Linked DNA regions of Homo sapiens: regions 2 and 3 are each linked to region 1. A link is a loop called in an ENCODE intact Hi-C map of the cell type or tissue named here. Cell type or tissue: heart right ventricle. All regions are shown on one strand. Each heading gives the region's core, and the rest is flanking DNA. Links, peaks and the distances in the headings are about the cores only. Region 1 overlaps LOC105375268 (a long non-coding RNA gene). Region 2 has its middle 690 kb from the start of SNORD151. Region 3 has its middle 660 kb from the start of SNORD151.

Region 1 (11,209 bases), core at 1,173-9,172:
TCCCTCTGGTGTCTCCAACAAGCTCTTTGAGAATCCTAGTGGCCAATGGGTCACACACTTGACAGTCTCAAAAAACATGTTGCTTACGGCAACCTTGTTGCAACTTGAATATGCAAGAGGTTTTTAGGTGGTTGGGATACAATTAACTTCCTAAGCAGAACTAGGAGAATTGCTCAGGAAAGAAGTAACTGTGACAATCATTTTAGTTATCCACTCTTGGCCTCTTTTCTTCAGCCACATTTAATTTTTCTTCCCAGACAGGGTGGGAAAAAAGATGCTTTTATTCCTTGCTGCTATGACTAAAATAACAACAGATTTCTGTGAAAGATAAAGAAAGGAATGGACTTCCATTTAGCTCCACTCTGAGCCACTTCAAACCTTCTATGCTTTAATGCTCACCATAACCCTGTATAGTAAGTCCCATAGTCCATTTACCTAGATGAGAAACTGGGGATACAGCCACCTCATCCTGGTAATGGTGCTCAGGACAGGTCAGTCCTCCAAGTCCTCCACACCAGGGACCTGCTCGTTCTGGACAAACAGGGGTGGCCTGTAGGATGGCTTGCAATGCAGTGACTAAAGAGGCTAAGGTCTAATTTTCCGGGTTGGGGACTGCTGTTCTGCATCACCCAGATGTGATTCTGACCAAGCAGGTTCATGAGCCCAGTGATTCAGGGCTCAGCTGGTAACAGGGAAGCAGGAGGCCAAGAGTTTCTGTGAGTTCTTAAATACCCTGTAGTTAAGTCTGTGAGGGAAAATCACTTCAGGAAACTCACCAGATCATCTGCCGGTGGACTGTGTTCTGGCATGTCCATGTTGGGACCCATGCTGGATGCCTCCTCATGCTGCGGCCCAGGGAAGCTCAACTCCCTTGTGCTCTACACTTTGCCTCTCTAGCCTTCTCTTTCCTCCTGTCCTGGATGTGTCACTTACCACACTGGTTCCTCCCTCCATGTTCCTAACTGGGGACTTGTGGACTATGACCAGTGGTGCTCTTTGAGCTAAAGCCTGTTCTGTAGCTCCTGCTCTGACAGTCCCCTGACATCGCAGCCCCACAGAAGTTCTCAGGCTCCCAGTACCCTCAGGAAGCCCCTCAAGATGCTGCTCCCCATCCTTCCCTGCAGCCCAAATGATAGAGTCTACACCCTTCCTGGGTGTGCTGATCCCTCGGCCACCTGTCCTCATCCATTGCTGTTTAAACCTTCCTGTCAATCCTCAGCTCATGAGGTCACTCCTCATGAAGTTCATGGTCGCTCTCCATGAACTTCTGTAGGCAATTTTTCTTGTCACATTCTCCAGTCTTTGAAAACCCACCATTTGGGTTTGGGGTCTTTCAGGGAATATTCTCTGACTCTGAAAACTTGAAGAGACTGTGATGCTGGTAAGTACTGTGAATGCCCTTCCGTCATGGGGTATGGCTATGTGGCAAACTTCTCACAAGACCGTAATCTTGAGTGGAAGAGGTATGTCTGCAACACTTCCTTGAATTCTTTCTTAAGGTGCAAAGTGGCTTGCATGACATAGATTATCAGTAAATCTTTCTCGACTGCTTGACTCTACTTTAATGCATTTAAACCCTACTGAATATATATTAATATTGTAAACACAAAAGCATTCTCATTTGAAAATTATAGGAATTGCATTTGGGAGAATGCAGGAAATGAAGTGTCAGTGTACTGACGAGAATAGTCAAACAATATTAGAAACAATGAAATCAATGATTAATCAGTGTTTATTATGATGTATCTAGGATCCCCCAAAGTGACCATGTTCTTTCATCCAGCAACTTAGGTACTAAAGAAGAAATAGTTTAAAAACCTTTGTGCAAGAGATGTTATTTCTGCACTTTAAAGAAATATTGGCCAGAGAAATACTTCAAGTTCCAATTGTAGAAAAAGGTGTCATTGGAATTGTGATTTTTCCAAACTATGAAATATTATTATTTTGGGTATTGCATTTATTATTGCAGATGTTGAAATGACAATCGTGAAAAGCATTATAATATATAAAATAATGCTTTTGCTAGAACTTTAGGTTTAAAAACATAGGTTCATAAGGTAATTCAACACATCTAGCTCTACGTCTCTATCTCCAAACATCCAGTCATTTATATTATTTATATTTGTGTGTGTGTGCATGTTAGCAGTTGCGAATCTGTATGAGTCTGCAGCAATCTCAATTCTTGCCTCCTCAGAAAAAAGAATTCAACTTAAGGGGCATAAGGCAGAGTTAGAGACCCAGGCAAGTTTTAGAGCAAGAGTGAAAGTTTACTAAAAAGTTTTAGAGCTGGAACGGAAGGAAGTACCCTTGGAAGAGGGCCAAGTGGATGACTTGAGAGATTTAAAAGCATGGTTTGACCTTTGACTTGGGGTCTTATATGTTAGCAATTCTTCTGGGGTTGCATTACTTCTCCCCTGATTCTTCCCCTGCGTGGACTGTCTGCACGTGCAGTGGCCTGCCAGCACTTGGGAGGGGGCGCATGTGCAGTGTGTTTACTGAAGTTATGCACATGCTCACTTGAGGCGTCTTTCCCTCACCAGTCGAGAGTTCCCAGAGGAAGGTCATATTCCAGTTAAAGTCTGCCATTCTGCCTCTTAATGCACATGCTTGAGCACGCTCGCCCAACTCCTGAGATCTTATCGGGAAGCTGCTGATCACCTGTTTCAGGTGTTTTCTATCTATTAGGAGACTGCCTTTCCCTGGCATTGGCTTCGACCAATTGTTATTTTAGAGAAACAGTTTTAACAACCACAGAGCATTGGCTTCGGCCAATTATGATTTTAGAAAGATAGTTTAACAACCGCCTATCACCTGACATTCCTGGTGGGTGGTGGTGGGGGGCCTCTCCTGCCCTTCTCATGCCTAACTACCTTCTGTAAGGAGCATATATACACAGATGACACTGACAACACACGTATATGCATATCCCCAGTTATACATAGCAAGTAATTTATAACTAACTAGCTACCCAGAGATATATTGTCATTTATATGCATATACCCATGCACATATATATATATATCTAATCTGTTTGTATATCGGTTGTCTATCTATATATCTGTCTATATAACTGCATTAAAAAACTCACCAAAAAGTTAATAGTGGTTGTGTTTAGAAAAAGGCCTATATGGAACTAATTTTTTTTCTTTTATACTATGTGTCTCCTAAATTTGCTCTTATGAGCATGCATTACTTTTTGTTTTAAATAAAAACAATGTATTTTTTTTCAAAAGCACTTTGTCCACCATTTCACATTTATGACCCTTAAGACTTTCTAAAAGTTGGACTGCAATTTAAATAAAAATAGCCACAGCCAAGACAATGGGCATTTTTCCTCTCTGGCAACCACACAATGAGAATGCATTTGATACACAGCCCAGAACATTCCGAGTGAACTAACAGCAGGAAACACACTCAAGCTGAGATCATTAAAAGTTACTAGATGACAATTTGTTCTAAGTTTTGAAAATTAACCCAGCAAATATGATTTGGCCACAAGAGGAAAATATCAAAAAATCACCTAAACCCAGCTCTTCCAATGTTGAACAATCTTTTGCTGTTGTTTGAATATAGCCCAGATGTCTGCATTTTGTTCTTATGTGACTTTACAGAGGGCCCCAGTCATAGCAAAGAAGTTCCTACAGCTCGCTGAGAGCTGGGTGCACCCCAGGTGCCCTGCTGGGTATTTTTAATGTGGTGTTCTTATTATCATAGCAATCTTGCCACACAATACAGGTGTTGTTTTCTTCTTTTATAAAAGAGAAAGCTGAGGTAGACTGATGCTAAGTAACTTCTGAGAGGGTTGTGGTGACAAATGAAAGAATGAAGGTAAAATGCCCATTTCAATGCCTGGGGCATGGTAAACATTTAACAATGTTAACTGGTGTAATTAACAAAGGCAACATTCTTGGTGGGTCATGCCTGCGAGGGACCTTTCCACAACAGAGCCCTGAGATGCGAGATGTGTGGTCAGCAGGGCTCCTGAGCAGGGATTCCCACAGATATAATTTACTTCTTTGAGGCTAGGGGCCATGTGAATGGGAGCCGAGTTCCTACCTGTTCTCCATGGTGGCTGCTTTAAGACAAAGGCCAGCGAGAATCTGATATTGGGGAAAGAGCTTTCACATCAGGAAAGGAGTTAGCAGGCAGAAAGGCAGAATGATTTCTCACTTGGAAAAAGTAAACAAGAACTACAGGACACCATGAGTTCCTGGGAGGGAAAAGGGTTGGAACTACAGATGTGCAATAAAGACCCAAACACCCACTGAGTGCGACTTCTAGCCTTCCAGAAAGCTTCATGTTCATGATGATGTCCCCTGGGGCCACCCGTGGCTGGCTCAGCCTCTGTTCCTGATTTCCTTTTCATTGCTCTCAGGCTCTCTGTCCTCAACACAAATCCACATCTCACCCACTCTGTGCTCAGGTAGGAAAGCACCAAAGGAGATTGAAATAGTCTACTTAAATCTAGTGTCTGTTGCTGATGTTCTTTCCAGAATATTTTCCCATTCTGATCTACGCAGCAAGTCATAATGAAAAGGTGGCATGTGTCCATCTTCCTCAACTTGACCTAGAGTTTGGAGAACGGTAGCCCAGGGATTTACGTAACCTGTAGGCGGCTCACGGCGAATCCACCCTGCTTCTTTGTGCAGATTACAGCAAGCATCCCCCTGGGGAAGCACAGCACTGCAGGCAGGTGCTTCCTCCTCAAGGCAGACCTACCCTGCCCCAGCAAAGAAGCTTGAATTTTAGCTCTCTCTCCTCTCTTTGGCCAGACACCCTGAACAAAAACAGTGCACAGCCTATGCAACTGTACATACTGACCTTAGGTGGTAGAAGCCTGAATTATTAAAAGAAGCAGGATGAATTTATGTGAATAATAACAAACATTTTTAAAAGAGACTGAGGGAAAGTATTCCTGGATGTTTCAAGAAACCTGAAGCAGATTAACTTTTTCCACCTAAACATGTTGCTGACCAAGTAACACAACACATGATCTTAAAGATAAATGGACCCCCACTGGCCCTCCTGATTAATTCACATATTCATTCCACATTCACCTACTGTCTGCCTGGCCCTGTGCTGGCATTGAGGATTCAGGGACCAATGTGGCAGCCGCTGTACTTGTGAAGCATCTCACTTAACCTGGGGCCCATGGACATGACATCTAAGGACATGTATGTGAGTAAGAGTGAGTGCGTGTATGTGTGTGTGTGCATTTTCCAAGAATGGAAAGATTTCAGGAGATTTTAAAGAGATAAGAGGGACAGGGGAAGGTAATTAACCCTATGAGTTCAACAACAAAACTGACATCCAGATGAGCCCACAGAGTAAAAACAGAGCAGGAAAACAATTTGGCACACAATGTTATCTTTCTTGTTCCCATCCCTTGTGGTAACTTTTCTTTTGCTAATAGAATAGAAGAAAAAGATGGAAAGAGTCAGAAAGAACAGAAACATTGATATTCAACCATTTGAAACAAGAAAGAAACTCTAAGCACAGAAGGCAAAGAGGTGAGGGTGGAAGAAATGTTATAAAGCAAACGGCATGGAGTATAGCACACATGCACTTACACACACCCACATGACTGCACAGAACGAAAAAGGCGTGTAATACCTCCTTCCCATGGCTTAGCACATGTATATATGTGCATGCACATGTACAGAAAGAAAGCACGTGGCACACACTCGGTATGTCTTAGTACATAATTACATGCATGCACACACTGAGAAAAAAGGCATGAAGCACCCCACACATATGCACACACACACATATGTCTACATAGAAAGGGGAGAGCATGCACACAGCCCTTCTTGTTGCATTTTACACACATGTACACAAACACGGGGAAAGGTTCATAGTCGGTTTAGGAAATCATTGATGATAAAGGTTATTTGTTTTATTTCAGTTAAATAGATTAACTAGTTAAATATATTTCTTTACTGTGGGATTTCTCCAGTCCTTTAATATGCTAAAAGGAATTAACATATCTCAAGGAAAAGATATAATATATAGTTCATACTATGTCCAAAGGGTATTATTTTTTAATTTTTAAAGCATCTCATAAGACTAGTATTTTGTGGGAGAATTAGAGGAGAGTGAGCTAGATGTGACGAGCCCAACCACCTATCCTGATTCGAAGGAATGGTGTCATAAATTGTGGTGCAGAGTGGCCAGGATCCTTCAAACTGTGCTTATCACGGCTGGAGGGGCCAAGGCTGGATTCTCTGGGGCCTACCACACATTACCAAAGTGTAGTAATGAGGTGAGGAACGAAGATGAGAAGACTGAGGAGTCAGGGTGAATGTGTGATGATGAGGATGTTGATGTTGACGATGACAACGATGATGATGAAGATGATGATGGCAATGGTGATAATGATGCTGCTGCTGATGACAGTGACGATGATTAGGAAAGGAATAATGATGACAATGACGGTGATGACAGCAGAATTGGTGCTACTAAGAGTAAGCATTCCTGAGCACAGACTGAAGTGAGACTGCATGGAGCAGCTCCTATGCTGATAAGCATGGTGCATGCTGCAGCTGCTATTATTGTTGCATGTTAGCTTCCACTCAAAGTACCTTGTAAGTGCTATGTGTCTAATATGCATAATCCCAAGGAAAATGCAACCACCTCACTCCTATTTAATAGGTGGGGAAACTGAGGCTTAAATGGTTTACTTTGACAAGTTTATCCAGTCACTAAGCAGTAGGGCCTCCAGTTAGTTCAATTGTGCTCTAACCCCAGGGCCATACCCTTTGATCACTCACTCATGGAAGAGTTTCTTTATGACAGACAGTGCTAAGTATTTACAAATATCAATCCTCACTACAGCCCTTTGCCAGGTGTGTTATTGTTCCTGGTTCATAGAGGAGAACATGAAGGCAGATATTGTTAGGCAACTAGCCTAAGCTCGTCCAGCTGATACAAGTCAGAGCCCATCATCAGAATCAAAGCTCTCCCATTAATAAACAGGAGCACATTTCAATATATGTGTTTGATTAAAGATTGGTGGCCCTTCTGTACTTCAGGGTCCAGCAGGGATGGATGACACAGCAAGTCAGGGGAAGTAGCACACAGTGTGTGAGTTCTGCAGAATGATGTATGGTTGGCCTCCAATGGGCACACGTAGGAAGCCTGGAGCCAACTATTGGGGAAGCTCTTAGATACCCTGTGCTCTGACTCATTCATGCATTTTGTTATTTCTTGAGCACAATATAAGGGGAAGGACAATCTAGGCAGAGAAAAGAGCGCATGTAAGGACTTAGGCACGTGAAAAATGACACAGTACTTGGTGAAGGGCAAGAAGTTAGAACCAAAAATTTTGAGGCCAGGGGGAAAGCGGAGGTGTGTAAGGTAGCAATACTGTGGTCATATGTTAAGGGCTTGTGAACCATGCTGGAAACAACCGGCCCTGTACCATGCAGAAGTTACCAGGGACTTCGTTTTGTCTTGTTTTAATTGCCTTGGGGTGTTGAAGGTTTGGAAATGGCTTGAGCCCGTTTGTTTCCTAGGATGACATACCTGGAGGTGTGTAGCGGTATATCCTGGGATATGAACAAATGCAGAGACAACACAAACTGTCAAATGAAGACATAAATGATGAAGGCCAGTGAGAAGTGAGAGGGGCAATGGGACATCTTCATGGCTTCCGCCAGCTTTAGCCTTCTGTAAACTCTGAAATCCAGGGGCAGGGTCAAGGATGCAGAAAATTTTCCAACAGGAAGTTTCCTGTTTCATCTCATTTAGAGAATGGACATGTTGTAATGACTTGGCTATGAAGAAGAATGGAAAACACATTTTTCTAAAGCCTGCATTTCAAGGTCTCATATTGTAGATGGAATACTGCTGCAAGTCATGGCTTTTGCAGGTTAAAGAAGACAGGATTTTGTTCGGTCTTTTTTTTCTCCTGGGAGTGCAGATTACAGAACAAAAGCATTCTGTTGCATAAACCCAACACAAGGCATCAGAGTTCGGGCAGTTCACTTTCCCGTGCATTGGTGCTTAGCTAGAGATCACCAAGGGTCACACATCTAAGGGAATTCTCTGTATTCACGGGGAACCTCCGACTCTTGGGAAGACAAGTTTTCAAATGAAAAAAGAACAGTCAGTTCTCCAGAGCCGTATAGAAGAGCCTATCTTTCCAAAGTGTCTCTTTTTAGATGTCATCTGACGTGGTAGAATAAACTTGAGATTAGAATAATCTAGAATTAAAGTCCAATCCTCCAACGAAGTGGCTCTGGGACTCTGGCCATTTTCCTTAGTTTCTCTGAGGCTCTCTTTTCTTACCAGTAAAACTATGAATAGTAATAAGAATCTAGTGAATAAAGTTGTTGTGAGATGAAATGAATTAATGCAGGTGAAAATTGGGTTCAGTGCCTGGCACATAGAGGTTATTTAATAAATGGCTGGACCTGGTGGCTCACGACTGTAATCCCAGCACTTTGGGAGGCAGAGGTGGGCAGATCACCTGAGGTCAGGAGTTTGAGACCAGCCTGGCCAACATGGTGAAAACCCATCTCTACTAAAAATACCGAAATTAGCTGGGTGTGGTGGCGGGCACCTGTAATCCCAGCTACTCAGGAGTCTGAGGCAGGAGAATCGCTTGAACCCAGGAGGCAGAGGTTGCAGTGAGCCGAGATTGTGCCACTACACTCCAGCCTGGGTGACAGAGCAAAACTCTAACTCAAAAATTAAAATTAAATAAATAAATGCTGATTTGCTGCATCCCTCCAGCACTTTCCTGAGTTGCTCCCACATGAGGGTATACGTGTTTGGGGGCTGCAGATGGTACTCATGTGGAAGTGTGAGCTTTATCTTATAGGAGCCACACTTGCTGGAAGTCATCTGAAAATGGTTCAAACCCGCTATGGAGTTATTCACAGCAACATCACCTAAAGTCAGGGTGGAGTCTGGGTTGGGAGTGCCCTGGAACCAGGCGTGCAGGGAGAACTAAGGCCCCCTGACATGGGGGTGGCATTCCTTCCATCCCTGTTTCCCAGTGTCCATGTCCTACCAGCCCAGGACACAGTAGTGAGTGATTCATCCTTGTGGCAGTGAATGTCTGGGGCTGGGTGTGATGGAGGCAGGATGAGTGTGAGAGCCCCAGGAAAAGGCCACATATGAGGATTCAGTGTGGCCTAGTGCAGCTGCCTCAGCTTTGGGCTTGGACAGTTGCTGAACTCTGGGACTTTATGCCAGTTGTTGAGTGTCCTAATCTGAGAAGTGGCATCTGCCACTGCGCTGCTTTTTGAGGTTCTTTTATAATCATTTAAGGTTGTACATGGCACAAAGACTTGAGAGTCTCACATATCATAAAATGCTCAAAAACCTGTTTTCGGTTTGCTTTTTGTGCCGTATTTTAGAAATTTGTCAAGGTAATACATATTTATGATTTTAAAGATAGTAATGAAGAGCTAGTAATAAAAAGCAAAATTTCTGCCTCATTCTTTCCACTTACAGTTTCACTCTGCAGAGGGAAGCAAGTTTTATTCTCTTAACAATCTGGTTTAGTTTTTCAGCAACTCCATAGCTCGAAGTAATATGCTCATTCATCTATTCTTTTATTGATCCAGCTGAGATACTGCCTAAGATTTCTGGTTCTGATTTCCGGGATTTAGAACACAAATTCTATGATTCAAAATGTACACTTCAGCCCAAGTGTGTCCTCTTCAAGTTCCTTCTCTCTCCTGTACCCTGGGCCTTCAAGGTCAGGTTTCAAAGTGCCTTAACAGCTAGGCTAAGGGCTTTGAGCCTTGCCCAAGGTCAAGAGGAAGTCGTAAGGGAATTGTTACATAGGGGAGTTATATTGTTAACCATTATCATGCCATAGTTTGAGCCCAATCTTCCCAGCAGATGAGCAAATACAACAATTTGTGATCTTTAGAAAACATCTGGTTGGGTGTGATGGCTCACGTCTGTAATCCCAGTGCTTTGGGAAGCCAACGCAAGAGGAGCTCTTGAAGTCAGGAGTTCGAGACCAGCCTGAGCAACACAGCAAAACCCTGACCGTACAAAAAATAAAAATAAAAATTGACCAGGCACGATGGCTCACGCCTGTAATCCCATCACTTTGGGAGGCCGAGGCGGGCGGATCACCTGAGGTCGGGAGTTTGAGACCAGCCTGACCAACATGGAGAAATCCCATCTCTACTAAAAATACAAAAAAATTAACCGGGCATGGTGGTCCATGCTTGTAATCCCAACTACTCAGGAGGCTGAGGCAGGAGAATCGCTTGAACAGAGGAGGTGGAGGTTGCAGTGAGCCAAGATCGAGCCATTGCACTCCAGCCTGGGCAACAAAAGTGAAACTCTGTCTCAAAAAAAAAAAAAAAAAAATTAGCTAAGTGTGGTGGCAGCATATGCCTATAATCTCAGCTACTTCAGAGGCTGGAGTGGTAAGATTGCTTGAGGCCAGGAGTTTCAGGCTGCAGTGAGCTATGATCCTGCCACTGCTTTCTAGCCTGGGCGACAGAGCAAGACTCTGTTTCAAAAAGAAAAAAAAAAATCTTAGTTGGAATAAGATACAGATCAAAGTTACTTTTCAAAAGCCAGCTATGCTTTGTTAGGGGAGAGGGGAGTTGTGACTGATGCCTAGTGGTAGCTCTCATCATTATTTTCATGATCTTTGTTGTAGCTTGGCTTTGTAAGATTTTTGGTTTTGGTCTCCATCACCAACCTCTTTCTGTAGAACTGATGGATCTGGATAAAGCACACGTGACGGCTGCTGTGCTCTGAGCGTTAGGATCTGCTTGCTTGCAAGCCAACCCTCTAACCTCCATCAGTCAAATACACTCTTTTTTGTCCCAAACTGTGTCCTAGATTTTATGGAATGGGAATCCAGTGCCTCATAATCTACCTAACACCCTCTCTTAAAGTGTGTGGCCGAACTAAAGAGATTTTTTATCCCCATGATTTGTACCTTCTTAAGTTTTTATGGTTAATATTTTATTGTTTTAATGTGAATCACTCTCCAGAAGTGCTTCAGAGATGGTTCCCATGTGTTTCCTTCCAAAAATATCCATATTGCTCTACTGTGTAAACCTTACAGCTGTTTGTTTGGCAGATTCTCTTTTTTTTGTTTTTGTTTTTTTTTTGGTTTTAAGGAGTGGAGAGTTTAATAGGCAAGAAGTGAAGGGAGAAGACAGAAGGAAGAAGCTCCCCCTTACAGAGACAGAGGGAGGGGGGCTCCAAAGCTGAAAGAGGAGGT
Region 2 (11,209 bases), core at 1,270-9,269, 260 kb after region 1:
AGCCACACTTGAGAAGGTGGTGGGTACACATGTTGGTGCTACTGATTCAGCAGCTATGGAGCATTTCAGCTCCTAATGTGTACCAAGTGTGCTCCACATGCTGGAGATAAAGGAGTTAAAAAGGCAAATGAAGATTTGGGCCATAGGAGGGTTTACATTTATGAGAAAGAAACAGAATATACATGCAACAGAAAAACATGTAATGCATTATCTAGTTACAATTTTGCTGTAAGTAAAGGGAAATACAGCTAAATGGTGACAGAAGGGAGGCTCCTTAGAGTGGACACTCAGGAAAGACCACTTGAAGGAGGTGATACTTGAACAGAGGCCTAAATAATAGTTCCCCTGCTATGTTTTGTGGAAGCATTCAAGGGACAGACAGCTGAAGTGCAAAGACTGGATGTGAGAACCAGTTGGGATGAAACCTTCCAGGGATGGCTTGGGATGGACTGAGTAAGGAGAGATTGAAATGATTTTAGCAGATGAGATCAGAGGTGGCCAAAGACTAGATTACATGGAGTCTGGTGCCCATAGGGAAACCTTAGATTCCTTCCTGTGTGCAGGAGAGTCTAAGAGATTTAAAAAGAGAAGTGATATGCCTTGAGTTTGTGTGTGTGTGTGCGTGTTGTATGTTTTCTGGTTTGAGGTTACCATGAAACTTGCAAATACTCTATTGCCCAGGCTGGAGTGCAATGGCACAGTCTTGGCTCACTGCAACCTCTGCCTCCTGTGTTCAAGTGATTCTCCTGCCTCAGCCTCCCAAGTAGCTAGGATTACAGGCACATGTCACTATTCCCAGCTAATTTTTGTATTTTTGGTAGAGACGGGGCTTCACCATGTTGGCCAGGCTGATTTTGAACTCCTGACTCCAGGTGATCTGCCTGTCTAGACCTCCCAAAGTGCTGGGATTTCAGGCGTGAGCTACCTGGCCTGGCTCTGCCTTGAGTTTTGTTTTAAAAACATCATACTGGCTGCTTTGCAAAGACTAAGAATAGACTATATGAAAAATAGTGGAAAGCAAAGAGATTTGTAATGGTAGATAATTTGATAATTTGTCTACGTGGAGACTATACAAAATGATCAACTTATGGATAGATAGAGCCAAATGGACTTGATGGCAACTGGATATGGGATATGATATTGAGAGAAATAAAGGATATTTTCTAGTTTTTGTTTTTAACACAGTGGACAACAGTGATGCTTTCTCACTGACATCAAAACAATTAGTTGAATAGAAATCCTATGGGGAAAATCAAGAAACTCAATTTTGAAAGAGTTTATTTTGAGATGGTTATTAAACACTTAAATTGAAACAGTGAGATATGTTAAGATCTTTTGATTAAATTCTGATTAAACTCTTGATTAAAGAGTTTAGTCCATTTATATTCAGTGTTGTTACTGATAAGTAAGGACTTACTCCTGCCATTTTGTTATTTGTTTTCTGGTTGTTTTGCGGCTGTGTCTTCCTTCTTCCTTCCCTCCCTCCCTCCCTCCCTCCCTCCCTTCCTTCCTTCCTTCCTTCCTTCCTTCCTTCCTTCCTGTCTTCCTTTTAGTGAAGGTTATTTCCTCTGGTTATATGATTTAATTTCTTGCTTCTTATTTTTTGTTGTATTTGTTAAACGTTTTCTGGTTTGAGGTTACCATGAAGCTTGCAAATACCATCTTGTAACCCATTATTTTAAGCTGATAAAAACATGGTTTGCATAAATAAACAGGTAAGAAAAAAACCTAATAAAGACTCTACACTTTACCTTTTCCCCCCAAGTTTTAACTTTTTGCTACTTCTATTTATATCTTAGTGTACTGTCTATGTCTTGAAACATTGTTGGAATTATTATTTTTGATTAGTTAATTGTTTAGTCTTTCTACCTAAGAGTAGTTTACACACCACAGTTACAGTGTTATAATATTCTGGTTTTTGGTCACCTACTATTAATGATGAGTTTTGTACCTTCAGATGATTTCTCATTGCTCATCAAAGTCCTTTTCTCTCTGATTGACATACTCACTTTAGCATTTCTTGTACTACAGGTCTGATGTTAATGAAATCCCTCAGCTTTTATTTGTCTGGGAAAGTCTTTATTTTCCCTTCATATTTGAAGGATATTTTTGCTGGGTATACTATTCTAGGGTAAAATATTTTTTCCTTCAGCACTTCAAATATGTCATGCCAATATCTTTTGGGTCTGCTACCAGACATACTGGAGATCTATTGTATATTAATTTGTTTCTTTTTTCTTGCTGTTTTGGGATCCTTTCTTTATCCTTGACCTTTGGGATTTTGATTATTACATGCCTTGAGGGTAGTCATCTGTGGGTTAAATCTGCTGGGTATTCTATAACCTTCTTCTACTTGAATATTGAGATCTTTCTCTATGTTTGGAAAGTTCTTTGTTGTTATCCCTTTGAATAAACTTTCTGCTCCTATCTTTCTCTTTAATTCCAATTAACTCTTAGATTTGCCCTTTTGAGGCTATTTACTAGATCCTGTAGGTGTGCTTCATTGTTTTTTACTGTTTTTTCTTTTGTCTTCTCTATGTATTTTCAAATAGCCAGTCTTCAAGCTCACAAATTGTTTCTTCTGCTTAATCAATTCTGCTCTCAAGACTCTGATGCATTCTTCAATATGCCAATTGCATTTTTCAGTTCCAGAACTGCTTAATTCTTTTAAATTATTTCAATTTCATTGTTAAATTTCTCTGATAGAATTCTGAATTCCTTCTCTGTGTTTTCTTGAATTTCTTTGAGTTTCCTCAAAATAGCTATTTTGAATTATGTCTGAAAGGTCACATATCTTTGTTTCTCTAGGATTGGTCCCTGGTGTCTTATTTGACTCATTTAGTGAGGTCATATTATGTTGAATGGACTTGATGCTTGTGGATGTTTGTTGGTGTCTGCGCATTGAAGAGTTAGGTATTTACTGTAGTCTTCACAGTCTAGGGTTGTTTGTACTCATCCTTCTTGGGAAGTCTTTCCAGGTGTTCCAAAATACTTAAGTGTTGTGATCTATGCTGTATCTGCATTAGGGGGCACCCAAAGTCCAGTAGTGCTGTGGTTCTTGCCGACTCATAGAGGTATCACCTTGAAGGTCTTGGACAAGATCTAGAAGGAATCTCTGGATTACCAGGCAGAGTCTCTTGTTCTCTTCTGTTACTTTCTACTACACAAATGGAGTCTCTCTCTGTTCTGAGCTGCCTGGAGCTAGGGGTGTAGTGACATAAACACCCCTGTGGCCACCAGCACTAGGACTGTGTTGGGTCATACATGAAGCTAACACAGGACTGGGTCTCACTCAAGGCTTGCTGGAACCATTCTTTGGCTACCATCTATGTTCTCTCAAGGCCCTGAGGCTCTACCACCAACAAGTGGCAAAGCCAGCCAGGCCTGTGTCCTTTCCTTCAGGGTAGTGAGTTCCCTGGCCAGGTCCAGATATGCTGTCCAGGAGCCAGGGATGAGAGTTAAAAAACTTAAAAGTTTACCTTGTGTTCTATTGTACTGGAGCTGTGCTGGCACTCAAACCACAAGATGTAGTCCTTCCAACTCTTCCCTCCCATTTCCAAAGGCAGAGGAGCCTCACCCCATGGCTGTTGCACCACAGGCCCATAGAGAGTACTGCCAGGCTACTGTTAATGTTTCCTTAAGACTCAAGGGCTTTGCAGTCAGATTATGGTGAATGCTGACTGATGTGGGACTCACCGTTCAGGGCAGTGGACTCCTCTTTGGCTTAGAGCAGGTCTAGAAATACCATCTAAGAGCCAAGGTCTCGATACCTTGGCTCAGGTACCCAAAGAGCCTGTTTGACATTCTACCCCGCTGTGGCAGAGATGGTACCTAATGTGCAAGACAAAGTCTCCTTTACTTGTTCCTCCATTTTTCTCAAGGAGAAACAATCTCTCCCCATAGTCACCATAGCTGGGAAGGTTCTGAGTCTCACCTGAAGCCAACAAGTTTCAGGATCTCATCCAAAGCTCATGACATGCTACATAGGTATCAGCTGGTTATTTAGGGTGCAGGGGCTCTTCAGTTAGCCACTGATGAATCTTGCCAGGACTGGGTTCTTCTCTTCAAGGGGGTGGTTTCCCTTTTGTCCCAGAATGTGGCTAAAAATGTTGGTCAGGAGCTAAGGCCTGAAAAGGGGGCCTCATGACTCTGACCAGTGTCCTATCCTGCTGTGGCTGAGCTGATATCCCAGATGCAAGACAAATTCCTCCCCATTCTTCCATTTCCTCTCTTTAAGCAGAAGGAAGGGGTCTATATTGGAGCAACGAGCTCTGCAGCCTCAGGATAGAGGAGGGGTGGAACCAGCACTCCCTTAGCTGCCCTGACTGGTGTCTCAGTACATCATGTACCCCTCCCCGCCCCAGTCCACTAGCTCTGAACTGAGTTCAGCACTAGAACTTGCCTAGGAGTTGCAGACCTTGTGGCCTAGATGCCTTTCAAGTTTACTTAGTGCCCCAGAGCACTCCAGCCCAAGGTGGCTATGCTTGCAGGAACTCAAGTTCTGACTGACAGGATGGGTGATTCCCCTCTGGCTAGGGCTGGTTGAAAGGCTTTCTCTGTAGGTGGGCATCAGCTGAGTTTGGTCCAATTTTGCTTTCTGCTATAACAGAGCAGCACTGAATTAAATGCAATGTCTCACACTTGCTGCACTCTCCCTCTCCCAAGTGGACATATTCTCTCTCCATGCTGCAAAGCCACTGCCAAAGGATGAGGGAGGGGAGGCATAGATGATTCAAGACTGTTTTTCCTACCTCTTCAGTGCCTCTTTCAGTGATATGAAGTTAAAACCAGATACTGTGAGTGCTCACCTGATTGTTGGTTCTTATGAAGGTGTTTTTTTGTGTGTAGATAGTTGTTAAATAGGTGTCCTTGTTGGGGAGATGATAAGTGGAGCATTCTATTCTGCCACCTTGCTCCACCTCTCCCCTCATTATTCTTTTTCATGTATTCTACATCTTAGTTACACTCATTTTTTTAGACGTTCCCAAACTTTGCTGCCCCCTTTTGTTCATAGATGTTCTTGCATCCACATGGCCAAATCAAGAGACCCTTTCTCCAGAGTCTTCCATTTTCTCTTCATTAGAATTAAACATCTTTTCCTATCAACTTTTCTGGGACACAATGTGTTCATCAGGTGTTAACATGTTAGTTTCATGAGTTTGTTCCTTGAGTCACTACATCTTATTTATTGTTGTATCCTTTAAATGCATAACAGAACTGGTAGGCTCAGTGAATGTTTGCTGCATTGAATAAGCAGAAGAAAATAATGACAAGTTTGCCTTCTGTTAGAGGAAGAAGACATGTATTCATAAAATAAAGGCACTAGGAGACAGCAAAAATAACGTAGTCCTGTGGTGATAATCATGTACGAAGAACATAATGTATATCATGTACCAAGAACATAAGGTTGTGTTTTGTGTCATAAGAAAAGGGGAAGTTCATTTGACAATCATTTATTAACCATTTGTTTTGTGCCAGACATAGTGCCAGGAATAAATCAGGTATGATCCCTGCCCTCATGGAACAAGGTAGGAGATTAATCAGTTATTCACCTTATTCAGTAAATGCTCATTGAGCACCAAATGTTAAGGTAACAGCCTCTAATCTGATGGAATTTAGGAGTCCTGTGGTTTAAGTAGTCATTATATATTATTGTCAAGTCCTTCATACTAGAGGTAAGATTTTTGGTGACCTTGAGGTATTTTGAAGTTATAAAGAGGGTTGTTTCTCTTTTATGTATTTTTTTTTTTTAGACTTAGAATGAACAAACTCAGGACTTAGAATGGAGTTTGAGAGCAAGGAGAAGCATAATCCCTCACTCCCAGAAAGAATTGGAATTGGGACAGTTGAGTCAATATTGTTGCAAGTGTTATAAAGCAGAGGCATGTACTTGTGAAGAGCATGATATGACCACATGGATCATCCGGGTTATTGTGGACTTTGGAATCTAGATGAGCCATGATAAAACAGTGCCTTTGGAAACATTGGTTTTATGTTTCATAGAATGTGCTACACATAAACAGTGTTTTATGCACGAAGATCAGTTGTGAAATAATGAGCCATGAGAGAATGTTTCAGACAAATAAAATAATAGTCCTTGAAAACACATTGTAATGTATGATTATGAAATTTGAATAGTATACTATGGAGTCTTAAAAGCTGAAGACTTAAGCAGCTTAGGGACATAAGGCTCTAATCTCTATTTGTGTGAGGTTGAGGAGGATTTGAGAAGGAAGTGAAAGCTCCTAGCATGTCCCCATTACCAGTCCCCTGCCTGTCTCTCCTATCTCAACTCTCATAGCAATAGAGATCAGATTTTAAATTTTGACCATGCCCAATTAGTTTAGTTTCCCAAGGTCATCGTGTAATTTCTACCATAGATTATCTAGTCACATCTCTCCTGAGATCACTTTCCCATTTCATAACTAAAAACTCTTATTGAACATTTAGACTGTTTTGTGACTAACACTCTCTAAAGTCTTTTCTGATGTTCCAGGGAATAACTGATGATGCTGAATCTGTATTCATTTTTACCCTGTATTGAATTATATCATTAACATTCTGATACCCTATTGTAACTATTTGTTTATATATGTTCCTTGCTCAGTAGAATATAACTGTGAAGACAGGGATGTTTTCACTGGGTGAATTTTTATAATCCCAACAAACAGCATAGTGCCTGGACAACTGGAAATCTCTCCCATTTGTTGTATAAAATAATAGATGAGTCGAAGCTGGGATGACCAGTTTTGTTTTGGGAGGGTGAGTGTTGGACAGTATACAGATTTCTTGGATGAGCTTGTTTGTAGAAATTCAGGGCTCATTACAGTTACAGTCTTTTGAAGAAATTCATTGTACTTTGAAAAAAAGAATTGGGCATACCATAAGACTTTCACATCTTGATAGATAATTAGTTCACTTTAGATGAATAAACAACATTATCAAATGATATTGCTTGAATACATTGATTTCTGGAGTCACTTTTGGCTCAAGAAGATTATGGATAAGTGGATAACTTTAGGGAAAGATACAATACCCAATTTTGGGGGGAGGTTTGCTAGTGATCAGTAGAAAGAGTAGCACAAAGGAAAAAAATCATAGTTATGAGACTTCTTGCCCTGTCATAAGCATCCCAGTTGTAATGAGGTTCTATTGTTGCTTACAGAAAAGATATTCCATGGTAGGGCTGGATGCCCACGCAGGCCAATGGCCAGCACATAGGGAACAAGTTGTTCTGTTCTACTTGCTTCATGTAGCTTTTCTTACTCCAGTGGAAAAAAAAATCCAACTAGGTGAGAGTGTATAACCAGAGACAAGCTGCTTATTAGCAATACAAGGAAAAGTAATTGTGCAATAGAGTAATGACAATGAAAATTAGTGCTCATCCCCAGGATTCAAGACCATAGCCACTCAGAGATCACAGGGAGCTTCACATGCTGTCTATCACAGCCAAGCATTTACAAGCCAATATTAATATAAACAGTGCACTAAAAAAGAATGTAAAACTAGACCTATTATGTTAGATCCTGGAAAAAAGGATCTTGGGACAGAGGGCAAGTGTGGACCAATCAAAAATTCGACTTTTGGAAGAGTTATATTTTTCTTTTCTTTTTTATTGGGTTTTTAATGTTGTGTGTAACTAAATAAAATACAGAAGGACTAAAGGAGTTTTGTTCATTATTAATCTATTGAGAAAAATACATGATATGTAAAAAAGATTTAATGTGTATCTTTGATACTTCTTCCAAATCCATGTATTTATAGGAACCAATGAACCAAGAAGGCAGGCAGACTTGCAAGGCCCTCATTACTCTTTGCTATGAGAAGGCTTCAAGTGGGCAGCCTATATTTTCTGATACAATTATTCTTTTTTTAATCTCTTAAAACACATACATCACAGACACACAAGAACACACACCCACACACACACTCCTCAAAAGTAATGTGAACATTCGTTAACACAACTTTCTGTCTTCCAGTTTGTCTACACCTAGAGCATAATCCTCCCTCAATATATTTGTCTCTCTGTCATCATCCTCAGATGGACTTAATGGTGGAGGAGTTAGTACCAAAAGCCTCATGCTGCATTCTGGAAGTTTCACCATTAGCCCAAAAGGGAAAAAAGAGTAACCTCTATGTCTATCCTAGAGGCTTCCTCATTGCAGACCAGACCTATGTGTAGACCCTGAGCATGCCTGCTGCCGCTTCGCTTCACCAGTCCTAGAGGAGTGAGCCATCTGCCAAACAGCATCCTTTAAAAATGTCCCCTTTTACCCTTACCCAAACCCTGATCCCACCTACCAAGCTCCATGCAGCCAGCTGGAAGGCTGACTATGGAGTGAGAGAGAGAGAGAGAGGAAGGGCTGGCTTGGATTGAGCCTCCCTCTTGTTTACATTGCATTACAATTCTTTTAAAAATTGGGGTTTTATGGTATTTATAAATATTTTATTGATTGATTGATTTGAGGCAAAATCAACATGTCTTTCTTTCAGCAATGGTTGTGTGAAGTCAGCTGTGTCAAGGTGTATCCCCCTGTAGGGGCTCCCATAAGTTAACACTCTACTTCTTCAGAATGAAATTCTAAGTCAATTACTTAATGTCCACTTGTAGGCTTAGTTTATTTATCTCACATTCATTTTATTACAGACATGTTTTAAATGCAAGCTTATAAATGAGCATCTGAGCAACTGTGAAGCCGATTTGCTGTGCACTGGTTACCAACTTGTCTGAGTTTGGTGAGACAGAACCCTCAAGCCCAGAAAGTTACATGAAATGGATTCATTAAGTACAGATTGGCAACATGTGCCAACAGAAGCCTAGGATCCATTGTGAGCTGGTCCCCCAAAGCTTGAGAAAATTGCCCAGGGCAGATGGTGTCTCCTCTTTATGTGCCCCATTTGCACTGCAGCTTAGGGATTCTGAAAGACAGCTCACCCTGGATTGTATACTCTGGGGCCTTGTGAGCTGGGCTAAAGAATTGAAGGACATCCTACTTGGGGGAAGAGGGGCCGGAACAGAGCACAGATTGTTCTGGCCTGCTCCTTGCTAATTTTAGAATGTTGCATTCCCAGCACATACTATAGTTATTCTTGAAAACTACAAGCAAAACAAAGGGAGAACTAGGTTGGTCCAAAATCCCCAGAAAATGGTCCTGCAGCAACCACATCCCATTTTATAGACACCAATCTCATTTCTCTCCCACTGTGAGTAAGCAGGATTACAAGGTCCTAGAGCTTCAGAGCTTCTCAGTTTTAAGTATAGTATATTTTAGCATTCCTGGCCCTAGGATCCAGGCTTCCCCAGCAATTCTGTATCCATGAAGCCTTAATTCTGTGACTGTTATAGGCTACATTTACTATGTATTATGTATTTATTCATTTCCATGAAAATGAAACACAAAATAAAACAAAAATGAACAAAACTCTTTTTGTTTATTGTGAAGTGAAGCCCATATAGAGAAAATATAAAGTAAAAAAAAAATCCCCCAAACATGCTAAATATACTGATCAATAAATCATCACAGGAGAACACTCACATAACCATAACAAAGGCCAAATAATCAACACATTGCCAGAGCCTACAGTCTGCATCCCCTAGTTGTGTCCTCTGGATCACTCCTCTTTTATCCTGAGTTTTACCACAGTAGTTCAGTTTTGCTTGTTTCTAAACTTTATTTCACTTGAATAATACAGGATGCATTATTTTGTGTGTGAATTATTTTACTTAATATTATCTCTCTAAGTCCCATCTAAATTATCTTACATCAAGGCAGTTTGTTTTTGTGACCAAGTACTATCCTATTGCACAGGATAATAAATATTCCACAATGTACTTATCTATTCTATAAATGTCTTTAGATATTTGAGTTGGTTCCAAGATTGAGATGTTACAGATAACATTTGAATTAACATTTGTTTGCATGTTTCTTGATGCAAATGTGCATGCATTTCTCTAGAAGTAGATTACTGAGTCTTAGGAAATGTTTGCATTCGAATTTAGTAGTTAATGCCCAACTCTTTTCTAAAGATACTGTAATTAATTCTTCCCAAAGTTTCTTTGTCATCTTATTGAAAACCAGTTTTTCTCTAATTGATGTTTATTTACCACTTATAATTTATTTTAATTATAGAATCAAATATTTTAAGAGTTGTAAAGGAGTTTGCAAAGCAAGTAGCTGTAACTTTTAATCCTGTATGTGAGGAAACCAAAATTTGAGGACGGAAATAAAATTTCTAAGTATCCCTTTTAATGTAAGCAGCTTTCATCTTCTCTGCTAGATTTTATTATTCTTAGATTTCTAAGTACATTTTGTGAATTTGTAAGCAAGGCATTTTCTTTGTAGAACTTTACTCATTGTGATCTGACAAGGCTCATCTAGTTAGAAGCTAAGTAAAACATACATATACATTTATCAGTGTATTCCTCAGATATCATCCTAACACGTTCTTAACTTCACATTATATATGTATAACACAGTTTGAATTGCTTAATGAATAATTTTGTTAGGCTTTCTTGTGGCATTTTTATCTCACTTACCCATTGTTTGTTCTCCAATGTGAAAAACTCAAACTGTGGGAAAACCAATTATAATCATTTTCTTCAGATTTGTTTCTTTTCTGTACCTTGTTTTGTTATGTGGGCATATCACTTATGGAGAAATTGTATATATATATATAATATATATTTAAAAGTGGTTTTAGGACTTAATTAAGAGCAGTTAAAGTGTGGTTATAATGCTAAGAATATTTATTAATATAAGGGAAATTTAATTCAGCTTAACTACAAGCAAACTCTAGATTTTAGTTTCATGTTAGAATTAGATATTATAAAAAAACTATTTATATTGCAAGGAAAGCTATTTAGAAAGATTTAATTTTTGTTGTTTTCTCCTTATGGCACATTTATTTGACTTCTAATCTACTAGAACTTTTAGTTCATCTCAATTGAAGACAGCAATCATTGAGCAACCAACAGAGTGGTGACTATTGAAAATGAAATGCTATAAAGAAACTCACTATTATAAACATCAAGTCCTATAATAATGAGGGAGAAACCAAATAGCAAAAAGTTATTAACGAGGTTTCACCTTGACATACACAGAGCTTGGAAGTCATCCCTCTCATCTTTTCACAAGAAAAAGTGGAATAAAGTAAAAATCAATGACTTTATTTAGACCCATTAGAGACTCTAGGCCATAGGGTGAGCTGC
Region 3 (11,209 bases), core at 1,459-9,458, 230 kb after region 1:
CTTTTAGCCTGTGTCCCTGAACCCAGGAGCAAGTGCAAAAAGAGAGTGGGTAAAAGCAGCCCTGAGGTTTCAAAGTTAGTTAATATCATTGCATAAGCTTGGGCATATACTATTTAGGATTTCTAGGCCAAACACTTGAAATGTAAATGTTTTCCACAAACGTAGATGGATAAGGAGAAAAGAGAGACACAGGGAGACAGAAGAGTGGAGGTGAGAAGAAAAGGGGAGAGAGGATGAGAGAGGCAGAGGGGAAAGTGGTGAAAGGAAGGGAGAAAGGGAGACTTAAGGTTCTCATTTCACCTAATTCTAGGAAGGCTGGAAATACTGGCTTCTCTCTACTGGGGCAAAGGATGGCTTCTTACCTCCTTCATCTCCAGGGCTCTTTCCTTAGTGTGGCAACTGAAGAATGAGGATGACAGGCTCATAAATGTGGAGAGGAGAGCTTTGTTTCTCTTAAAGGGTTGCAGCCTGCAAGGTTGTCATTCTGACAGGCTGGGAGCATAGCCTCTGGCCAGAAGGGGCAAAGGGAACAGAAATTAATGCTGAATAGGGTGACCAAATATACATATTTAATAAGTCATAGAAGAAGTCATAATTTTTTTTTTAACTTTTAGTTTCAGAGTTACATGGGCAGGTTTGTTACGTAGGTTAATTGCATGTCATGGGGGTTTGGTGTATAGAATATTTTGTTACCCAGGTAATAAGCATAGTACTCAATAGATAGTTTTTGAATCCTCCTCCTCCTCCCCACCCTTCACCCTCAAGTAGGCCCCTGTGTCTATTCCCTTTGTGTTCACACTTATTCAAAGTTTAGCTCCCACTTATAAGTGAGAACATGTATTTAGCTTTTTTGTTCATGTGATAGTTTGCTTAGGATAATGACCTTCAGCTCCATCCATGTTTCTGAAAAAGACATGATCTCATATACACAATGGAATACTATGCAGCCATAAAAAAGAGTCATGAATATTTTTGAGAGGAGGAATGCACAGGCAGTTGCATTTTTACCCTTTCACAGACAGCTTCCATGTACAAAAAATGCTAAATCAGAGGGTGGAATTTTTGGCCCTCTGACATCAAAAGGTGAAGCAGAACATGCAAAAACCCTCACTGTGCATTCTCTGTAGTCTGGTCAGAACCACTCCATGGCTGGTGGTGTCAAATCAGGTAAAAGAGTAGGGGAAGCATCAGGAGACTGGATGATGTCAGCGGTGGAATCTTCTTAAAGGGCTGGTGTCTGTTTAGCCCTTAAGGAAGAAAAGCTAATGGTGGTTAGCGAGGGAGGAGGCATGAGGAGGCCTGTCTGAGCTCAGTTCATGGAGGAGAACTCAGTTTTCAAGGTTACTCTGGGGTCCCACTGGCCAAAAGATGGTCCGTTCAGTTGGTTAGGAGGTTTCGAATTAATTTTACTTCTCAAGTTTTATCCTCAGGCTACTTGAAGAGGTTCACTATGCCCCAAGCCCACCATGGCATTTACAGGGGGTCCTGGTGCGCTGCTTTGCCCAGCTTTTCACCTCTACCAGCGTCCTGCTGGCCAGCATACCCTTTCAGCTCCATTGATTCCTTTGTCCCATTTTCTTCACTTCCAGCCTAGGGTTACGGATTGCTTTTTTCTTTTTTTTCTTATTCTTTTTTTTTTCTTCATTTATCCTTGACTTGAAACACATGCTTTTTGTTTTTAAATCTTTTAAACAGTGAAAGTCTGGCACGATGCTCAAAAATCTTCACTTGATATTGAACTAAGCCTTTACCTGACACCTTGTGTTTCAATTATCTATTGACTTTCTCTTCTCCTCCACTTCACTGAGCATAATTTGAGAGCAGTAGCTAGGCTGTTTTACTAACCTGAGTGTGTCCAATTCCTAGCATAGTTCCTGGTAGTCAGGAAATGTTCAACACGTGCTGTTGTATAAGAGATTGAAGGTTTTATTGTGTGTTCTTGATCCTGAAGTACACATTGGCTTACATTTTAATATATCTGATATAAAGGTACGCTTTACAATTGATGTATGCCTTTTTCATCATCTTTTTTTTGAAAAGCTATTAATGCACTGGTTTCACCTTAAAATCAAATTACAACAATAACACTTGTGTAGATACAGGGTTCTCTGAGAAAATTTGAGTGTCTTATAAATTATGAAAATGTTCCAGAAAATTTGCACTGGTCTGAACACATAACAGATTTATATTAATGATCATGGAATTATTACCTATTCTGACTTTTTAGAAAAAACACCAGAACTCACTTCCACCTGGGACAAATTTCTACAATAATTTGGCACTTATCTAACTGACATAACTGGGTTTTTTGTTGATATAAATAATGGAGTGAATAACATAACTATTACGCACTTACTGTTTTGTTACTGCTTAATTGAATAAAGAGGTTTGCTGATTGTTTTCAAACTGAGTATGGACACTAAATCACCACAGACTTTGCAATTTATAATGGTAAGTGCCCTGAGGTAAATATCCTGCCTGCTGGTGGGCTTGGCATCTGGCAAAAGTGATGATGAAATTGGGAATAATGGGTAGCTGTGAATTGGAAGGCACTGTTATGCATTTGGAAATAAGGAGACGCCAAACCCAAGGAACTTTCTGCAGAATGGCGAGGAACACTCCAGGGAGAACAAGAATAAATGTTCTGGATTGTGTTGGAGTGGTTTGCAGGGTGTGGGATGGAAATGAACCACAGGAAACTATGCAATGAAAAAAAATCAAAACTGGAAGAGGAAGGGAAATAACAACAATAACCACATGAGTAGAACTTGAAATTAGTTCCAATACCCATTCAAAAAGAAATGATGCACATCCAGTTTTCCCGGGGAAAAACAAAGACAACAAAATAACACAGGAGTATTGTTTACCAAGCTGCTAAGGGATATGGAGTAGGGAAGCAATGTATAAAAATTCACAATCCGAGAAAAATTAAACTAGAGCTAACCTAGGCTCCTTGAAAAAATCTGTCTGCCATAGTGCTGAGGGGTGTCACCTACAAAGGACAGAAGGCATGACAATAATAAATCAGAACTTGCCAGAAATACACACCCAGGAGATACTCAAAACTGGAAAAGTAGTGAGGTTTCTAATTTCTATTTTTATGCTATATTTTCTGTTATAGACGTGTCATAGATTTGTGGGGCATCCTCTTAACATTTTGGCAATTTGAAAAACGCCATGCTAAAATGAAAGATAAAAGAAATGATTAAAAAAAAAAACTCTCAAAAACCAGCAATTGATTTGCAAGGTTATTGTCATTCTGCATAATCTTATTTTGACCTTACTATAGAAGGCAACTGTTCCAACCAAAAGAAGAAAAGGTTGCCAGTCCTGACATAGTCAACCACAGATTACAGTAACCAATTTCTTGCCCTGTGATACTCTCAGAAGCCCACCCAGCTTCTCAGGAATTGGCATATGTCCCTAAGAGAAAAAAATAAAAACAAAAACAAACAAACAAAAACTTTATTAACCCTTTGATTTTATCTGTATCTTGATTTGATAGTTCTTCATTCTTATTAGCTTTTCAATACCTTTAAGAATATTTTTAAAAAATATCTTTTCCAACTATTCTCAGTGAAAGGATTTGGTAGAATTAGCTAGTTATGTACACTATTAGGAGAGGAATTTTTATTTTCCTATTTAAATTTATTGAATGTCTACTATGTCCAGTTACTCTTCTAATAGTGAAAAACAACCAACCAAACAAACAAACGAACAAGAAAAGATAAAATACAGCCTTCAAGTAACTTATATTCTAGAGGAAGGTCAGAGAATAACTATCAAAATTAAAATGTGTGGTTTGTAGATGAGATTTCCGCAGTGGTGATGTGAGGAGCTTGGAGAAATCTCTTTCCCAAAGAGACATCTACTAATCTGGCCAAAATTAAAAAGGACAAATATTTAAGGTCTTTGGAGACTATTCAAAGAACTTACATGAAACTGAGAAGCATTTGTTGAACACAATCTCTAAAAACTTGGTAAGAATATGAGAGGCCATGACATTCAGTCTAGCGAGAGCCTCCTTCCCTGCAGCTCTTTGTTATGGAAGAGCTGTTCCAGTAAGCTCAGCAGTTCCTGTCTCCTCAGCTCCCTGGTGTAGAATAAGTGTTCTAGTTGAATTCAGTCACCCATTAACATTGATGGGTTCCATTTTTCCTTGATAGGCAATGCCTATATTGAATGGGAACAGGCAGTTACTATTCCCCTATCTCTAACTCCCATTTGTAAGGTGTAACTGAGTGGCGAACGAATAAAGAGTAAGATCCTCATGTCCTGCATGAAAGCTGCTCCAATGGGCTTGGCAATGGAATGGTAGCTCCTATATACTCCACATTCCTGGCTTTGGGGCTTTGGAGAGCTGTTTTGAGTGGATTCAGTAGCTGGTAAAAATACACAGATCTTATCCCCTCCATCTTTGGGCTGTGGAAGATCGACATTGGATGGTGGTGACAACCAGGTGGTGTCATCCCCTTTCCCCCAACACAGCACCTGCTCCATAGGAAAGATCAAAATAAGGCAGCCAGTGAAGAATAAGTTACTCATTTCCCCAATCCCTTGTTCTAGAATGCACACATTCTGCCCAGGGGAGCATAGGAGCAAGCCACAAAGACTGGTAATACTCTGGCCCCACCAAGGGGCCCACGAAGGAGATCAAAACATGGATAAATCAGCTAGTAATTGGTGAAGACGAATGAGTAGGTGTAATACCAATAAAGGCAGACCACCAATAAGTTTAATAAAGAAATCAAGGGAAGAAACAATAAAAGAGCCCGTCTAGAATCACGGTAATTAATTCCTTTTGCTCAGGATGTGTGTTTATGCCCAAGTGCACCTTCCTCTGAGGAGCAAGTGGAGAGGGACCTTCTGAGTTATAAGTCCCTGGATAAACATGGGTCAAACTCATAATATCCCCAGACAGTGAAAGCAACCTCTAAGCCACACATAAATCCAACAGGCAAAAGTGAAAACCTGACTGGTTTAGGAGGCTTACGCAAAACTTCTGACCAATCAGTGGCTGATCACTAAGTGATTTTGACCCAGGTACAGCCCCTAAGAAGCCAGGTTTAAAGATTAAAAATGAGGAAAAAAATGTTGAGTGGGGACATCAGAGGATGCATACTGCAAGGGAGGTAGGCTTCCCTCAATCCATTCAAGTCAATAAAGAAGAAAACCAATGAGAGAAAGCCCCGGAGTGTAGAGAAAGTTAGTATATAGCATTGCTATAATGTTATTATTTTAATATGACTAAATAAATTTTCATATTATTTAAAGTGTTCAGTTTTAAAAACTAAATTATGAAATATGGAAAGAAACAAGGTGTTACCCATACTCAGGAAAAAAAATACAAGCTACATAAAAAAGCTTTGAGAAGACTCAGTTAGTGTACTTAGCGAAGACTTTGAAGCAGCTATTAAAAATGTTTTAAATTAAAGAAAATTATTTTTGAACAATTAAAGATAAGATAACAATGCCTCAAGTAGAATATAATAATAAAAATATAGAAATTGTAAAAAATGGGCAATGGGAATTTTGGAGTTGAAAAGTAAAATACCCCAATTTAAAAAAATGCAAGCCAGGCGCGGTGGCTCACGCCTGTAATCCCAACACTTTGGGAGGCTGAGGTGGGCGGATCAAAAGTTCAGGAGATTGAGACCCTCCCAGACAACATGGTGAAATCCCAACTCTACTAAAAATACAAAAATTAGCTGGGTGTGGAGGCATGTTCCTGTAATCCCAGTTACTCAGGAGGCTGAGGCAGGAGAATCACTTGAAACAAGGAGTTGGAGGTTGCAGTGAACCGAGATTATGCCACTGCACTCCAGTCTGGTGACAGAGCGAGACTCCATCTCAAAAAAAAAAAAATGCATTAAAGGGTTCCAGCAATATGCTTGGACTGGCAGAAAAAAGGATCAGTGAACTTGAAGATAACTCAATAGAGATTATGCGATCTGAAGAACAGAGAGAAAAAATAATAAAGAACAATGAACAGATTTGGAGAGATATGTCAGGCACTATGTATGCACAAATATACACATAATGATAGTGCCAGAGGAGAAGAGACAGAGAAAGGAGTGGAAAAAATTTGAAAAATCATGGCCACAAATAACCCATATTTGGTGAGAAACAGTAATCTGCACATCCGAGAACTTAGTAAACTTCAAAGAGGGTAAAAACAAAGAGATTCATGAAGATATGTCATAGTCCAAATGTTGAAAAGTAAAAATAGGAGAGAACCTTGAAAGCAAAAAGGAAAAAAAAAAAAAAAGACAGTGTGTACTGTCATGTACAAGGTAATGCCAATATGATTAAGAGTAGATTTCTAATAAGAAACAATGAAGAGTTAAAGGCAATGGATGGCATGTTTAAAATGCTGATGGAGGATAGAAAACCACATTTGTCAATGTAGAATCTTATATCTAGCAAAATTATCTTTCAAAAATGAAAGTAAAGGTATTTCTGGTTTTGGCTTTAACAGGTGAAGTTTTAAATGTTATCAGTCTATTATTATGACAAATAAAATGGAGAACAGAATGAAAATCAATCAATGACATTCTTAGATTTAAGAGAGAATCGAGGTCCCAGCAAACGTCACCACCCAGAAATCTGGAGTGACACACAAATACAGAGAAACATAACTGACACCAGCTTACCAGGAGCAGAAGCCCACAGAGCCATAAACACATAAGTGGTAATTTTGTAAAACAGCTGGAGACTGAGGGTGGACAAACCTGAGTGTGAGAAACTGCTGAGGGCCACAGACAGGGAGCCTTCTCTTTTTTTTTTTTTTTTTTTTTTTTTTTTTGTGGGTTTTATCTCCAGGAGCCATCAGGTTCTCATGGAGAAAGATCCAAGAAAAATCACCTTGTGTCTTTGGCAGAGGCTAGGGAAAAGTAACTCATTTGGAATATGCCCAGCGCCTTCTCCATCACAAAGGCCTAAAGACTTTACCATAACCTTATCTGACATAGGAGGAAGGAAAATTACTCAATTCTAGTAGCATCAATTCTTTCCGTCCCACTTAAGAAGTGGGGCTGGAGAAGGGCAGTGAATGTAGGAAACATTTATGAAAATCCCTCTCCAGGAACACAGGACCACTAAGAGCCTGAGATTTATTCACAGGATTATACAGTGTGTCCTCTGCTCCATACTATGTTGTCATACATCATCAGGGTTTCAGTACAATAGCATTGAATTAAAGCTGAAGAAGCTGCCAATACCCAGAGCCTATTTAAAAAGGAGTTCTCAGGAAAACATTTAGACAACAAGAGAGACAAAAACAAAGACACTGGGGAAAACTAAAGCCTCTGGCACCCAGGGCCACAGCAAACATTAAACACAGCCGAACTCCTAGCCAGATTAACATAAAACCTCACACTAAAGGCCAATTTACTTCATTACCTATCACACAATATATCATTTTCAGGGTTCAAGATGATTACAAGACATGTAAAAAGCAGGAAAAAATGCAGTGAAAAAGACAAAACAAGCATTAGTACCATATTGAGATATGGCACAGATTTAGGGATTATCAGACGGAGAATTTAAAATAACTGCAAAAGTATAATAAGGGTTCTAGTGGAAAAATGAGATAACGACAAGAATGGATGAATAGTTAATAAAAGCGGAGGGATGGAAGCTCAAAGAAAGGCTCAAAGGAAGTGATAGAAGCAAAAAAAAAAAAAACCCACTGTACATAAATGAAAAATGTCTTTGGTTTCCAGCTTCATCATTCTCAGCAAACTATCGCAAGGACAAAAAAACCAAACACCGCATGTTCTCACTCATAGGTGGGAATTAAACAATGAGAACACATGGACACAGGAAGGGGAACATCATACACCGGGGCCTGTTGTGGGGTGGGAGGAGGGGGGAGGGATAGCATTAGGAGATATACCTATTGTTAAATGAAGAGTTAATGGGTGCAGCACACCAACATGGCACATGTATACATATGTAACCGACCTGCACGTTGTGCACATGTACCCTAAAACTTAAAGTATAATAAAAAAAGTCTTTGATGGGCTCATCAGTAGACTGAGCATAGGTAAAGAAAGAATCAGCAACCTTAAAGAGATGTGAATAGAAACTTCCCAAACCAAAATACAAAGAGAAAAAACAGAAAAATTAAGAGCAATGGAACAATTTAATCAGTGAACATATATGTAATTACAATAAAGAGAAGCAAAAGAGAATAAAGCAGAATAAATATTTGGCACAATAATGGCTGACAACTTTCCAAATTTAATGTCAGATACTAAACCACAGATTTAAGAAGTTCACTAAACACCAACCGAAATAAACACCTAAAATATCAATACCTATTATATTCCAAATTGGAAAAACCAAAGACAATATGAACATTTTGAAAGAAGTCAGGTAAAAAATACAGTAAAACATTTACAGTACTGAAAGAAAAAAAAGTCCTCTATGAAGAAAATTTTTCTTCAAAGCGAAAGAGAAATGATAATTTTTCTGACAAACTGAGACAATTCATCATCAGCACAACTACCATGCAAAAAAAAAAATTAAGTTCAACAGAAAGAAGGAAATAATATAGGTCAGAAGCTCAAGTATACAAAAAGAAAGGAAAAGCACCAGAGATAGTATAAATAACATAATAAAATCTTCTATATTTCTTTATCAGAATTAATATAATAGATTCCGATATCTGTTATTGGATAAGTGACACCAAAGACAACTATTTTATCAGGAATAGGAGGGAAGGATTGAGAATATTCTGTTAAAACAAACCTGAATTACCCATATTGTTTCATTTGAAAGTGTATTTGGATTACTCGTAAATGCATATTGCAAACTCTAAAGAAACCACTAAAAAAGAAAGTATAGTTGATCTGATAAGAGGGAAGATGGAATTACATAAAATAATTAAAACCAAATTAAGGAGAAAAAAACAAAGAATAAAAGCAATGAATAGAAAACGGTTTCAAATATGGCATATATATTTCCAACTATCTGAATACTTTTTAAAATATAAATGTTCTAAAAGCACCATTTAAAAGAGAATGACAGAGTAGATTAAAAACTATGTGTGGGCCGGGCACGGTGGCTCACGCCTGTAATCCCAGCACTCTGGGAGGCCGAGGCGGGCGGGCGGATCACGAGGTCAGGAGATCGAGACCATCCTGGCTAACACGGTGAAACCCCATCTCTACTTAAAATACAAAAAAAAAATTAGCTGGGCGTGGTGGCGAGCACCCATAGTCCCAGCTACTCGGGAGGCTGAGCCAGGAGAATGGCGTGGCGTGAACCCGGGAGGCGGAGCTTGCAGTGAGCGGAGATCGCGCCACTGCACTCCAGCCTGGGCGACAGTGCTAGACTCCCTCTCAAAAAAAAAAAAAAAAAAAAGAAAAACAAAAAACAAAAAAACTATGTGTTGTGCACCAAATATTTACTTGAAATATAAAGGCATTGATATACTAAAAGTAAAAGAGAGGAAAAGAAAATACAGTCCTAACAAGTAGCTATATTAATTTCAGGCAAAGCAGACTCAAAACAAGGAAAATTATCAGGTATAAAGAGGGACATTATATAATGATAAGGAGCCAAATTCTCCAAGAAGTCATAATAATTTTAAATGTATAAGCAACTAGGACAAAGCATCAGAATACATGAGGAGAAAAGTTGACAAAACTGCAAAGAGAAATAGACAAAGTCACCATTTACAGTTGAAGACATCTCAAGAGTAAATAACACCATGGAATACTATGCAGCCATAAAAAATGATGAGTTAATGTCCTTTGTAGGGACATGAATGAAATTGGAAATCATCATTCTCAGTAAACTATTGCAAGAACAAAAAACCAAACACCGCATATTCTCACTTATAGGCGGGAATTGAACAATGAGAACACATGGACACAGGAAGGGGAAGATCACACTCTGGGGACTGTTGTGGGGTGGGGGGAGGGGGGAGGGATAGCTTTAGGAGATATACCTAATGCTAAATGACGAGTTAATGGGTGCAGCACACCAGCATGGCACATGTATACATATGTAACTAACCTGCACATTGTGCACATGTACCCCAAAACTTAAAGTATAATAAAAAAAAAAGAGTAAATAACAGATCATGTAGACTAGAAAGTCGGAACGGATAAATTTGACCTGAAGAGCACTATTGATCAACTTGATCTAGTTGGTATTTATAGGATGCTCGACCCAACAACAGCAGAATACATATTCCTCTCAGACTCACATGGAACACTCACCAAGGTAGACAACATCCTGATCAATAAAACACAACTAGACAAATTTAAAATAATAGAAATCCTGCAATGTGTACTCTCAGACCACAATAGATTTAGATTAGATATAAATCACATAAAGACAGCTGGAATTTCTTCAAGTATTCAAAGATTAAACAGCACACTTCTAAATAATATGTGTCAAAGAAAAAGTCTGAAGAGATATTACACATGATCTTTGATTTAATGAAAATAAAAGTATAACCTATCAAAATTTTGTGATGCAACAAAAACAGTGATTAGAAATGTATAGCGTTAAATGTATATATTTAAAGAATGTAAAAGCCATAATCTAAGATTCTCCTTAAAAAGTAGAGAAAGAGAAGAAATTTAAGCCTAAAACAAGCAGAGGAAAAGAAATAATAAAATTTAGAGCAGGAATCAATGAGATTGAAAACAAGAAAACAATAGAGAAAATCATCATAATCAAAAGTTGGTCTTTCAAAAAAGATTGATAAAATTGATAAACTACTATCCAGGCTAACCAAGATCAAAAGAAAGAAGACTAAAATTACCAATGTCAGAAATAAGAGAAGGATGCTTCCTGCAGATCAGCTAGATATTAAAAAAAAGTAAAGGATTGATGGGTACAACACTGTTTCCCAAAATTTGGCAACTGATATAAAATGAAGACACAAGCTAACAACACTAACACAAGTATAAATAGATAATCCAAATAATCTAAATCTATTAAACAAATTAAATTAATAAATACTAGCCCTCTGAAAAAATAAAGCTACATTGTTTCACTGGTGAGGCCTACCAAATATTTAAGGGAGAAAAACTAAACAAAACAAATCCTCTCAATATCTTTCACAAAATTGAAGCAGAAAAACTGCTTTCTAATTCTTTGAAGCCAGCATTATTCCATCCTAACACAAAAAATAGATAAAGACATTATGAGAAAGAAAAACTGCACTGCAGACCAATATCTTTTTTGA

What was found. Peaks named below come from ENCODE experiments on the same cell type or tissue, not always from the same donor. Only the 100,000 strongest peaks of a DNase experiment are listed, where the experiment ranks them.
Region 2: it touches region 1 in a loop (2.0-fold over the local background); 4 of 110 quality-filtered maps call a loop at or near these places.
Region 3: it touches region 1 in a loop (2.0-fold over the local background); 3 of 110 quality-filtered maps call a loop at or near these places.

Annotation. Positions count from the first base shown.
Region 1 is chr7:47,032,260-47,043,468 of GRCh38, reverse strand. The region is part of intron 2 of LOC105375268 (a long non-coding RNA gene); the gene reads left to right. Among named protein-coding and RNA genes, the nearest start is that of SNORD151, 430 kb to the left of the region's middle. RefSeq lists an enhancer at 3,591-4,373. In heart right ventricle, for the core only: no CTCF peak of the experiment used is centred there; DNase peaks (open chromatin) are centred at 3,348 and 4,328; H3K27ac peaks cover 4,531 bases.
Region 2 is chr7:46,770,765-46,781,973 of GRCh38, reverse strand. No RefSeq gene overlaps it. Among named protein-coding and RNA genes, the nearest start is that of SNORD151, 690 kb to the left of the region's middle. In heart right ventricle, for the core only: a CTCF peak has its summit at 5,010 (motif pointing left); a DNase peak (open chromatin) is centred at 7,200; H3K27ac peaks cover 637 bases.
Region 3 is chr7:46,798,511-46,809,719 of GRCh38, reverse strand. No RefSeq gene overlaps it. Among named protein-coding and RNA genes, the nearest start is that of SNORD151, 660 kb to the left of the region's middle. In heart right ventricle, for the core only: no CTCF peak of the experiment used is centred there; no DNase peak of the experiment used is centred there; H3K27ac peaks cover 2,494 bases.